Linked DNA regions of Homo sapiens: region 2 is linked to region 1. The links are chromatin contacts, found by Hi-C or POLR2A ChIA-PET in ENCODE. All regions are on one chromosome and are shown on one strand. Each heading gives the region's core, a stretch centred on a gene start or an enhancer-like site at or near the end of the contact. The rest is flanking DNA. Distances are from core to core; before and after follow the strand shown. Region 1 overlaps CBFA2T2 (CBFA2/RUNX1 partner transcriptional co-repressor 2). Region 2 overlaps CBFA2T2 (CBFA2/RUNX1 partner transcriptional co-repressor 2).

Region 1 (5,593 bases), core at 130-2,629:
CTATATTCGTTTTCAAAGTTGTTTTAGGTAATCTAGGTTCTTTGCATTTCCAAATAAATTCTAGAATTAGCTTCTCAATTTCTTAAAAAAAAAAAAAAGCACGTTGGGATTTTGATTGGGACTACATTGAATCTGTTTGGGGGAAGAGCTGACGTCTTAACAGTTTAGGAGAGATACAAATTAACAAATTAAATTAGTGATTTTATTTTAATTAATGTTTCTCAGTAGTATTTTTGTGTTTTTCCTGTACAGGTTTTATGTCTTTTGTCAAATTTTTCTCTTAATATTTCACAATTTTTGATACTGTTTTAATTTTTTCAGAATTTCAGTATTTGGTCATTGCTACTCTATAGACATGAAGTTGATTTTTGTGTATTGATCTTGTATCCTGCAACTTGGCTAAATTCACTTATTTTAATAGCTTTTTGGGGAGATTCCATTGGATTTTCTTTTTTCTTTTTCCTTTTTTTTTTGAGATGGAGTCCTGCTTTCTCACCCAGACTGGAGTGCAGTGGCCCAATCTCGGCTCACTGCAACCTCTGCATCCTGGGTTCAAGCAATTCTACTGCCTCAGCTTCCTGAGTAGCTGGGATTGCAGTTGCCTGCCACCAGGCCTGGCTAATTGTATTTTTAGTAGAGACAAGGTTTTACCATGTTGCCTAGGCTAGTCTTGAACTGACCTCAGGTAATCCACCCACCTCGGCCTCCCAAAGTGCTGGGATTACAGGCATGAGCCACCGTCCCTGGCCTCCGTTGGATTTTCTGTACATCATTTGCAAATAAGGACAATTTTACTTCTTTCCAATTATCACTTGTTTTACTTATTTACTTATTATCAGTATTTTCTGTGTTGTCACTGCTTCAGAGATTCTGTCCTTTTCAATTTTCTTTTGTTATCTTCTTGGTCTTAGATATTATCATATTGTTGTTTGTTTTTTTTTTTTAATTAGTTAATGGCTTTCTGTGAGGTATTCTCTCAGTCTATGTTGTCTTCAGAAAACACTGGTTTCATTTTGTTCAGGGCCATATCATAATTCCTAGCTACCAATTACATGAAGTTCCAACTTATTTATTCCTCCACATTGGGATCAAATATTTCTTCCTGTCAATAATTGGCATTTCTGTTTACCATTGCAACTTATTCTAGCCTAGGTCCCACTTAAAATTATAGTTGGGGAGAGAGCATCAGAGTTGAGGTTCGGAAATTTGGTTTGAATTCCCATTTTGCTGCTTAGTGTCTGTATAATCTTGGGCAAGTTTTTTAACTGTTAGGCCTGTTTGCTTATCTGTAGGAAGAGAGTAACACAAGAACTTTACAATATGTCATGTGAATTGAAAGAGAGAACATAGAAATCATAGCCATGTGCCTGCAACACAGTGTGGGTAGTCTGTAAATATTTAGTCTGGCACTAGTGTGAGCACCAAGTGAAGGAATGAATGCTTGTTTGCATATCCTATTTCTGCACTGTTGCTTATGCTGTTCTCCAATCTCTTTTCAGGCCCTCTGCATCTTCCTCATGTTTCGAGGTCAATGAAGCCCATCTTTATTACTCATTTCCTATCATTGTTTACATCCCTGTTGAGTTGATATCTTACTAAACTTAGGGACTGGGAGTATATCTTTGGAAAATATTTGTTTTCCTCAAAATGCCTACCATAAATGTATTATAGGTCCCTAAAATAATTGGTTGATTGTATAGTTAATTTGGAAGCAGTGCATCAAAATACTTTGTAGGGTGACAGCGAAGTAAGGTTTTTTTTGTTTTTTGTGTTTTTTTTTTTTTTGGTAGAAGACAGTCTTTGTCTGTCACTCAGGCTGGAGTGCAATGGCATGATCACAGCTTACTTCAGCCTCAAACTCCTAGGCTCAAGCAATCCTCCCACCTCAGCATCCTGAGTAGCTGGGACTATAGGTGCGTACCACCATGCCTGGATAATTTTTTTTTTTAATTTTTATTTATTGTAGAGATGCAGTCTTGCTATATTGGCTGGGCTGGTTTCCCAAAGGCCTCCTCAAGTGCTGGGATTATTGGTGTGAGCCACCATGTCTGGCCTGTTTGTTTTTTGGTCAGATTTAGGTTTTAGGAGTGAAGTAAGTTGAATTTTACATGCTACAGTGGAAGTGGCAGAAATGTTTTTGTTTGATTAAAAGTAGCTTTAAGAGAACAGTAATTAACTTTTTAATTTTGGCCATCAAACAAGGAGGGTTGCTCATAAAACAGAATGGGAGTTTGGTAACTATAAACCATTTATTAAATGTTTTTTAAAAATCACATTGTTTCAACATTGAATGTGGTAGAATATTCAGTATTTCCTTTAGGTTTACATGTATAGTCTTATGTCTTTTAACAACAGAAATATGTTCTGAGAAATGCATCATTAGGTGATGTACAAACATTATAGAGTGTACTTACACAAACCTACATAATATAGCCTACTACACACCTAGGATATATGTAAACCTGTAATAGTAGCTAACAGCATGTTACTGTACTGAATGCTGTAGGCAGTTTTAACAATGGTGTTTGTATATCTAAACATAGAAACTGTACAGTGAAAATATAGTAATCTTATGGTACCACCTTTATTGACTGAAACTTCAGCTAAAAATGATAAACCTGATTAATATGCAAAGCAGCCCTTATAACATGCTTTTTCAAAAACAGCTTAAGACTTTTCAGATTTCGTTAAGAAGTTATATGGTAACATGCTGACTAGAGAATGATTTATTGGGCTAGTTAGCATTTTAAAGTAAAGGGAATGGAAACCAGAAGATGATGCAAGGGTACTTTTATTCGTTGTGTTAAAAAGCCATAGTAAAAGCCGTAGTAATCATTCTAAACTGTTGGATGCTTCCTTAGTGCTGCGTATATAAAGTATGTTAATAAATTTGATATCTAGGGTACTTGTTAGAACCCTAACTGGCATAGCCTATAACTCCAGAATCACCATTCTAATTGTATTCTGGAGTTGTGCTCTACAGTGGTGCTATTCACATAGAATATAATGTGAAAGGTAACCCTAGAGTTGTGCAAGTAGAAGGTACTAGCTTAATGAATTTGGCTCTAATAAGTTAATAAAGTAATTTGAACATTCCTTGAGAGGTAAAGTTTAAGATGCACTGTGGGACGCTAGAAAGTAATTTGCAGGCAGCCAGGAAATCTGGTTTCTGGAACCAGTCAACTGGCACCTCACTTTCCCCATAGTACCATGGAAACTTTGATTAGATGTCTCTTCCATTGCTGATATTTTGCATTTAGGTGATGGATTGAAGTCAGGAACTAGATCTAGCATTGAGGGCACTGAAAGGTGGTTGTCATGTAGTCCAGAGGTCAAGGGTCAAGTGATTAGAAGCAGTTTGTTCAGAGGTCAAGTGATTAGAAGCAGGTTAAGCCAAAGTTAGACTCATGATTTTAGCAGGGAATGTGAATGGAAATCCATATACCCGCCCATCTCCATTGGTTGGAGACCAGCGGGTCATCTTTCTTAAATTGTATATGGGTGTATGGAAGGGATTTGAAATTGACGAGTCGTATAACTGAGTAAGGACAGAGAAGCCGGACTCTATTTTTCCATTAGGTCTAGGGCTTTCTAGTGCTTAAGATGAGTTCTTGCTCCTGCTCTGTTACTCAGGCAGTGGCTTGATTGTGGTAGACACTTATGACCTACACATTTTAGCCTAGGCTGATGCCTTTCCACAGTTATGTTCCTGGTTTGTTTGTTTGTTTTTAGTTCTTTCTCTGTCAGTTACAGGTACATTTTCCCAAATCATCTGAACTCAAAATTCTCCTAACTTTTCCATGAAGCCTTTATTGTTCTTTGCCTAGCTGGAAGAGACTTTTTCTATAATTTTTGGTACTTTTTACTTGTTACTTTTTATTATATCTTGTGTTATGCATACATTTATCCCCTACTATATTACTGAAAGCAGGGACTTTGTCTTAGTGCTACAGGTTTTTGTTTTTGTTTTTGTTTAATTTGAGACAGGGTCTTACTCTGTCACCCAGGCTGGAGTGCAGTGGCATCATCATAGCTCACTGCAGCCTCCATCTCCTGGACTGAAGTGATCCTCCCGCCTCAGCCTCCCAAAGTGCTGGGATTATAGGCATGAGCCACTACACCTAGCAGTTTTCTCAAACTTTAGTGTATAGAGGAGTCACCTGAAGAACTTATTAAAGTTTGGATTCCTGGACCCCCTATTCTGATTACTTGGTTCTGATTTAGGCCTGGGAACCTACATTTTAACAAGTTCCTCAGATGAGCTTGAGTATGTGGGCTAGAGGAACATGTGGTTTACAGCATCTAGCCTAGTACCTCGTTTTGCTCTTCTATTGCCTGAGTGGTTAAGTCAGTGATCAGTTAAAACCAATAATCATTGGTAACTCTGCTAGAAGAACCAGTCTTAACACCTGTGAGGAACTAGATCTATTTTGTTCCTGGCTACCTAGTATTTTACAGGTTTTTGTGTTTACATGAACTTTTTGTACCCTCAGTTTAAGATGCCCTTTGATTTTAGTTTTAAATTTTTTTTTATTATAATTTTTTTCATTAAGCCTCTTCCATTTTAGGATGATTTTAATTTTAAAGCTTCTGAATACTCTCTCAATTATCAATGTATATATATTGTGGACATATGCATTTGAGTTTTGTTGTTGTTTTGCCTTTAAACTTATATGTCTTATTAAAATAAACTCTACAGAAATTGCTATATTCAGTCTTTGTAGGAACTAACAGAAGAAGTCTTTCTTACTAAGTCTTTTTTTGGGGGGTTCAGGAACAGGGTCTTGCTCTGCCATGGAGGCTGGAGTGTGGTGGCACGATCTTGACTCATTGCAACCTCCTCCTCCCAGGCTCAAGTGGTCCTCCCACCTCAACCTCCCGGGAAGCTGGGACTACAGGCATATGCGGCCACACCTGACTAATTTTATGTAGTTTTGGTAGAGACAGGGTCTCCCCGTGTTGTTCAGGCTGGTCTCCTGGACTCAAACAATCTGCCTGCCTGGCCTCCCAAAGTGCTGGAATTACAGGCTTGAACCACCATGCCCGGCTATTTCTTACTAATACTTAATTTGTATTAAGTATTAGTAAGACAAATTTTTATTATTATTATTTTTTGAGACAGAGTCTTGCCCTGTCGCCCAGGCTGGAGTGCAGTGGCATGATATTGGATCACTGCAATCTCTGCCTCCCAGGTTCAAGCAGTTCTCCTGCCTCAGCCCCCTGAGTAGCTGGGATTACAGGCGCATGCCACCATGCCCGGCTAACTTTTGTGTTTGTAGTAGAGCAGGGTTTCACCATGTTGGTCAGGCTGGTCTTAACTCCTGACCTTGTGATCTGTCTGCCTCGGCCTCCCAAAGTGCTGGGATTACAGGCGTGAGCCACCGTGCCCGGCGAAAAATTATTATTTTATAGTGATACACTTTTGTATTAGATATTATAGGGAAAACCAGAATAAGTAGATACTTAAAGATTTTCTGGCGCAATGGAGTGCTGAAGACAAACACGTAAAATAGTTAACATTCAAGGCAGTTCGCAACATAGGACCAAATGAATGGTCTGCATCAATAAAAGTAAATAGTTATTAGAGTTCAAA
Region 2 (5,446 bases), core at 2,869-5,368, 48 kb after region 1:
CATTTTCTTTATCTGGGTAGACTGAGTATATGACTTTATAGTTTAAAGTTCTTTGACTAATCGTTAACCTTATTTGGGGAGATGAAATGATTTTTATGAACCAGTAATTTGAATATAATGTATGATGAAGTTTTGGGGCTTTTTTTCCCTTTAAATTAAATAATTTAGTAAAATTTTAAAAAATTATCTTGTTTCCAAAAACGGATAATTACATATAATTGAAAATGAATTATTTGTTGAATTGGATATATTTAAGTTCTTAAGTCAACTTGTTTGGATTTAGATGGTGACCCAAGTCTACCAGCACTGCATTTAGTAACCATTTCATTAGACAGATGCTGTCTACAGGGTGTGCTGTTATATTATGCATTCATCCTCAGTACTTGACTGTCCTCTGGGAGGCCAAGTGTCTCAAAATCCTGTAAGCACTTTCCTGTACCCCTTCTCATACCAACCATGCCACACTGTGAACTTGCTGTGTATTTTTCCTTCTTGATTGCATACCTTCACCATTGTCATTTGGTTTAAGTGATTTTATTTATTTATTTATTTATTTGTTTGTTTGTTTGTTTGTTTATTTATTTATTTGAGACAGAATCTTGCTTTGTTCCCTAGGCTGGAGTGCGGTGGTATGATCTTGGCTCACTGAGACCTCTGCCTCCCAGGTTCAAGTGATTCTCCTTCCTCAGCCTCCTGAGTAGCTGGGACTACAGGTGCCTGCCACTACACTCAGCTAACTTTTTGTATTTTTAGTAGAGATGAGGTTTTGCCATGTTGTCCAGGCTGGTCTTGAACTCCTGACCTCAGGTGATCCACTTGCCTCAGCCTCCCAAAGTGCTGGGATTACAGGCGTGAGCCACCATGCTGGCCAGATTAAGTGACTTTTTTTTTTCTTTTTTTTTTTTTGAGACAGAGTCTCACTCTGTCGCCCAGGCTGGAATACAGTGATGCGATCTTGGCTCACTGCAAGCTCCACCTCCCAGGTTCACACCATTCTCCTACCTCAGCCTCCCAAGTAGGTGGGACTACAGGCGCCTGGCTAATTTTTTTGGTATTTTTAGTAGAGACGGGGTTTCACCATGTGTTTGCCAGGATGGTCTCAATCTCCTGACCTCCTGAACTGCCCGTCTCGGCCTCCCAAAGTGCTGAGATTACAGGCGTGAGCCACCGCGCCCGGCCTTAAGTGACATTTTTAAGAGTTTAAGATTTTTCCCTCAGCCCATCAGGTAAGCTCTAGTCAGCTTCTTTAGCTGGCTTCTTAGTAGAAGTAATAGCAATAATAATATAGATGATGGTGGTCATGATGGCAATTATAACCATAATATATTTTGTAAAATGGTGTGCAGTTTAGAACAGGATTACTAGCATCATTTCCTGATTACAGAACAGGTTGGAGACAGAGGCAGACTTAATTGCTTATTTTATAGAGCTTGAGCCACTGTTTTGGTGTGTTTAAGCATTTACTATATACCAAAACATGATATCCTTTAAACTACCAGTGGGATTTTGACAGGGTAACTTAGATGCCTTTTATCATATTACCAAGTTGCTGAGATTGTAACCCAGGGCATTTGGTCTAATTTGGGAGCATGTTTCCATTCATCTCTGCAGCTCAGATGGAGAAGGGCTGGGGTTTAGGGCTTCTGACCTCAAACCTTGTTTTTTTTCTGTCATGCTTGCAGGGTATTTTAAATACCCTGTCCTGTTGTTCCCTCAACCCAAACTACCTGTTAAAATTTTGGTTTTGAAAATGAGGTCCCTATAGCTAGATCATGCTGCCTGTGTGTGAAGAAAGACTAACATGTTAGGAATGCGTGGCATTCAAGTAGGTGTCTAATAATTCTTCTGGAGAAAAGCAAATTTAGTCAAAAAGCAAATGAAAATATTTTATAAGCAATGTTTCAAAATGATTCAAGGAAATTGGTATTTACCTCTTATCCCCATCGTGTCATCAGTTCCATTGTCATGTTCTTTGAATACCGTGAGCATGTGTCTATTTTTTAATAAATAATTGTAATCATACTACATATATATAGGAAGGTCCCCCCATACAGCGTTGTATTATATGCATTTCGCCAAGTGTTGAATGAATGATCCTTCATAATTACAATTTTTAATGCCTTTACAGTTCACATTGACATGCTGTTCCACCGTTTAATTAACCATTCTCTTGTGGTATAAATTGCTTTTTCCCTTGAGCTGTTTTCTTAAGGACAGATTTCCAGGAGTGAGGTCACACAGTCAAACATTATGAACATTTTTCTAGCAGAGAAATTATTTTTTAACCTCACTAATTGAATGTTGGTACCTTGAAATACATTTATTTCTGTGCTTTTTGTACCTAGTACATTAGTAATTGGATACTGGAACTAATGGAAGCGAACAAGCATGTAGATAATCTAGAAAGCATTATAGTCTTAACTGGAAATACATAATTATTTTCTCTCAAAATTCACCATCCCATTTTGTTATGCTTTGGCAGAGCAATCTAGAACTATGGCAGAGTGATGGTTGAGGAAATGTGGGGAAATTTATATTAAAACCTTAGCCGTGGTAAATTGAAAGTTAACTTTTGAAGCAAAGCTTAACTGTAGAAGAAAAATAGTGATTATTTCTCATGTTTGTTGCTGAATTCTAGGTTTTATTCTTCTACCTTCTTTGCATATATCTGTCTCTAAAAAGGTAGCTAATTAATGTGTTATGGTAATTTACAGTATGCAAAAGGACTGCCAGTGCAGATGTGATCTGATCAATATTGTGATTATTATCATTATTATCACTGGGTTTTCTTGTTTGTTTTTTTGTTTGTTTTGTTTTTTGAGACGGAGTCTTCCTCTGTCACCCAGGCTGGAGTGCAGTGGCACAATATCAGCTCATTGCAACCTCTGCCTCCCAGGTTCAAGTGATTCTTGTGCCTCAGCCTCCTGAGTAGCTGGGACTACAGGGACGGGGTTTCACTGTGTTGTTCAGGCTGGTCTTAACTCCTGACCTCATGATCCGCTCGCCTCAGCCTCCCAAAGTGCTGGGATTACAGGGGTGAGCCACCGCGCCCAGCCTATTATCATTGTTATCTCGGTTATAGACATAGGAAAACTGAGGTTCCTGTTGATATTATTGCCAAAACAATGCTCTTGATCTCATTCTATCTTTCTCTGAGGTTTTAAGCAGAACCTGGTTGTATGTGAGCCATTTATATTCTATAGCAGATTTTTGCATTGGCTGTGAGTTCAAAATAGATAAAAATTTTAAGATTGCTTCAAAGTCAAGAGATTCTATATAATCAAAAATACTTCTTGGTTAAAGCATAAAGGGCCAAGGTGACGTGTTTGGAAAGTATAGATAGAAGGCTCTGAATTAGGGAAAAGTCCTGTAATTCCACAGAGGTATGTATTTTGACCCTTAATTTCTCTTTTCCTTGAAGGTTCATAATTAAAGCACAGAAATTCAGAATTGTCATAGTTTGGAAGCTATGAACTTGAGTGATAGCTTTCTCAAAATATATTGGAGAGTTTCATAGAATTGTCTCTACCTAACTCTGAACTTCACTATTTATTTTATTTTATCTTATTTAATTTTATTTTTGAGTTAGGGTCTTACTCTGTCACCCAGGCTGGAGTGCAATAGTGTGATCACGGCTCACTGCAGCCACAACCACCCAGGCTCCAGTGATTCTGCAACCTAAACTTCCCGAGTAGCTGGGACTACAGGCACCCCCCACCATGCCTGGCGAATTCGATGGCATCTTTTTTAGAGACGAGGTCTCCCTATGTTGTCCAGGCTGTTCTCAAACTCCTGAGCTCAGGCAATCCTCCTGCCTTGGCCTCCCAAAGTGCTGGGATTACAGGCGTGAGCCACGGCACCCAGGTTTGTTTTTTATTTTTTTGTTTTGTTTTGTTTTGTTTTGTTTTGAGATGGAGTCCTGCTCTGTCGCCAGGCTGGAGTGCAGTGGCACGATCTCGGCTCACTGCAACCTGTGCCTCCTGGGTTCAAGTGATTCTCCTGCCTCAGCCTCCCGAGTAGCTGGGACTACAGGCGCCTGCCACAACGCCCGGCTAATTTTTCATGTTTTTGGTAGAGACAGGCTTTCACCGTGTTAGCCAGGATGGTCTTGATCTTCTGACCTCGTGATCCGCCCCCCTTGGCCTCCCAAAGGGCTGGGATTACAGGCGTGAGCCACCGCGTCTGGCCAATTTTTGTACTTTTAGTAGAGACAGGGTTTCACCATGTTGGCCAGGATGGTCTCAATCTCCTGACCTCATGATCCGCCTGCCTCAGCCTCCCAAAGTGCTGGGATTACAGGCATGAGCCACTGCGTCCAGCCCCGTACCCAGTTTTAATTATATTTTCTTAACTGGACCTATGTGGAAAAGAGGTTGTATGCTTCCAAGACAAAAATTGAATTATTTCACATGTATTTCCTTTTAACTTGTTATGTCTGGGCTGTTTTGGCATTTAAAGCCATTAATCTCAACTCATGATTTCTGTCCCAAGGAAAATGAGAGTCAGATGTTCACATCTGGACCATTTGTTTCATTCAAGTAGTTGAAATTGCATTAGAAAATTTTGATAGTGATAAAGTCAAGAATTTAGAATGAATCATTGAATCCTCCCATTGAAAGGGAAGATCAAAACCTCCAACTTTATGTAGAACTATAGACTGAGAGAACTATTACTTTTTGTTGATTTTTCTTAAATAACATTACTGAGGTATGATTGACATGTTAAAAAGCTGTACATATTTAACATATACACCTCCATGCATTTGGGAATAAGTACACCCCTGTGAAGCCATCAACACAAAAGTTTCCTCTTGACCCCTTTATTATTATTTTTTGTGTATGGTATGTAGCTATTTTAAAGTATTGTTAGTCTTTGTTTTAACTTTGTTGAAGTGTTAATTAAAATGATGAACTTGCAGAAGAAAAAGTGAACATTTTAAACTATTTTTTATAAATAGAATAGAAACAGGTGCAAATGAAGAAATATATATATATAAATATATATAGATCAACAAATGAATAATGAACAAATATATATGTTAATGTAGCATATATTAATATAATATATATGTTAACCACAAAAGTACCATGGCCATTCAGCTCGTGATATGTATTTCTTTCTTTTACCTTTATTTTTGGCCTGTTTGAAAGATTTATGCTACATTATATTTTCCTTTATTCCTTAGATTACTTTAAAGAACAACACTATAATTAAGAGCAGTACACCCTAACCAAGTAAGGTTGATCACACAATGGCAAGGATAGTTCAACATTAAGAAGCTGAAAAGGGCTGGGCATGGTGGCTCACGCCTGTAATCCCAGCACTTTGGGAAGCTGAGCCAGGTGTATCACTTGAGGTCAAGAGTTCGAGACCAGCTTGACCAACATGATGAAACCCCGTCTCTAGTAAAAATGCAAAAATTAGCCAGGCATGGTGGCAAGTGCCT

What was found. A loop is a pair of places that touch in the nucleus more often than their neighbours do. ChIA-PET counts read pairs that join two places held with the same protein, here RNA polymerase II (POLR2A). Pooled maps may share reads with other maps.
Region 2: a loop to region 1 is called in a map of psoas muscle, with 2.7 times the contacts of the local background. The contact joins two enhancer-like sites. A Hi-C loop is called at or near these places in 1 of 168 maps with a recorded cell type or tissue (psoas muscle) and 9 of 50 pooled maps. POLR2A ChIA-PET finds 5 or more read pairs at or near these places in 16 of 52 experiments (A549, A673, CD8-positive, alpha-beta memory T cell and 13 more).

The regions. Positions count from the first base shown.
Region 1 is chr20:33,537,917-33,543,509 of GRCh38, forward strand. All of the region lies in intron 1 of CBFA2T2 (CBFA2/RUNX1 partner transcriptional co-repressor 2), which reads left to right. Among named protein-coding and RNA genes, the nearest start is that of CBFA2T2, 51 kb to the left of the region's middle. Within about 2 kb of position 1,380, at least 2 of the 41 ENCODE cell types and tissues checked have a DNase peak (open chromatin) inside an H3K27ac peak, as active enhancers do.
Region 2 is chr20:33,583,378-33,588,823 of GRCh38, forward strand. All of the region lies in intron 1 of CBFA2T2 (CBFA2/RUNX1 partner transcriptional co-repressor 2), which reads left to right. Among named protein-coding and RNA genes, the nearest start is that of C20orf144, 76 kb to the right of the region's middle. RefSeq lists an enhancer at 4,050-4,549. Within about 2 kb of position 4,119, at least 3 of the 41 ENCODE cell types and tissues checked have a DNase peak (open chromatin) inside an H3K27ac peak, as active enhancers do.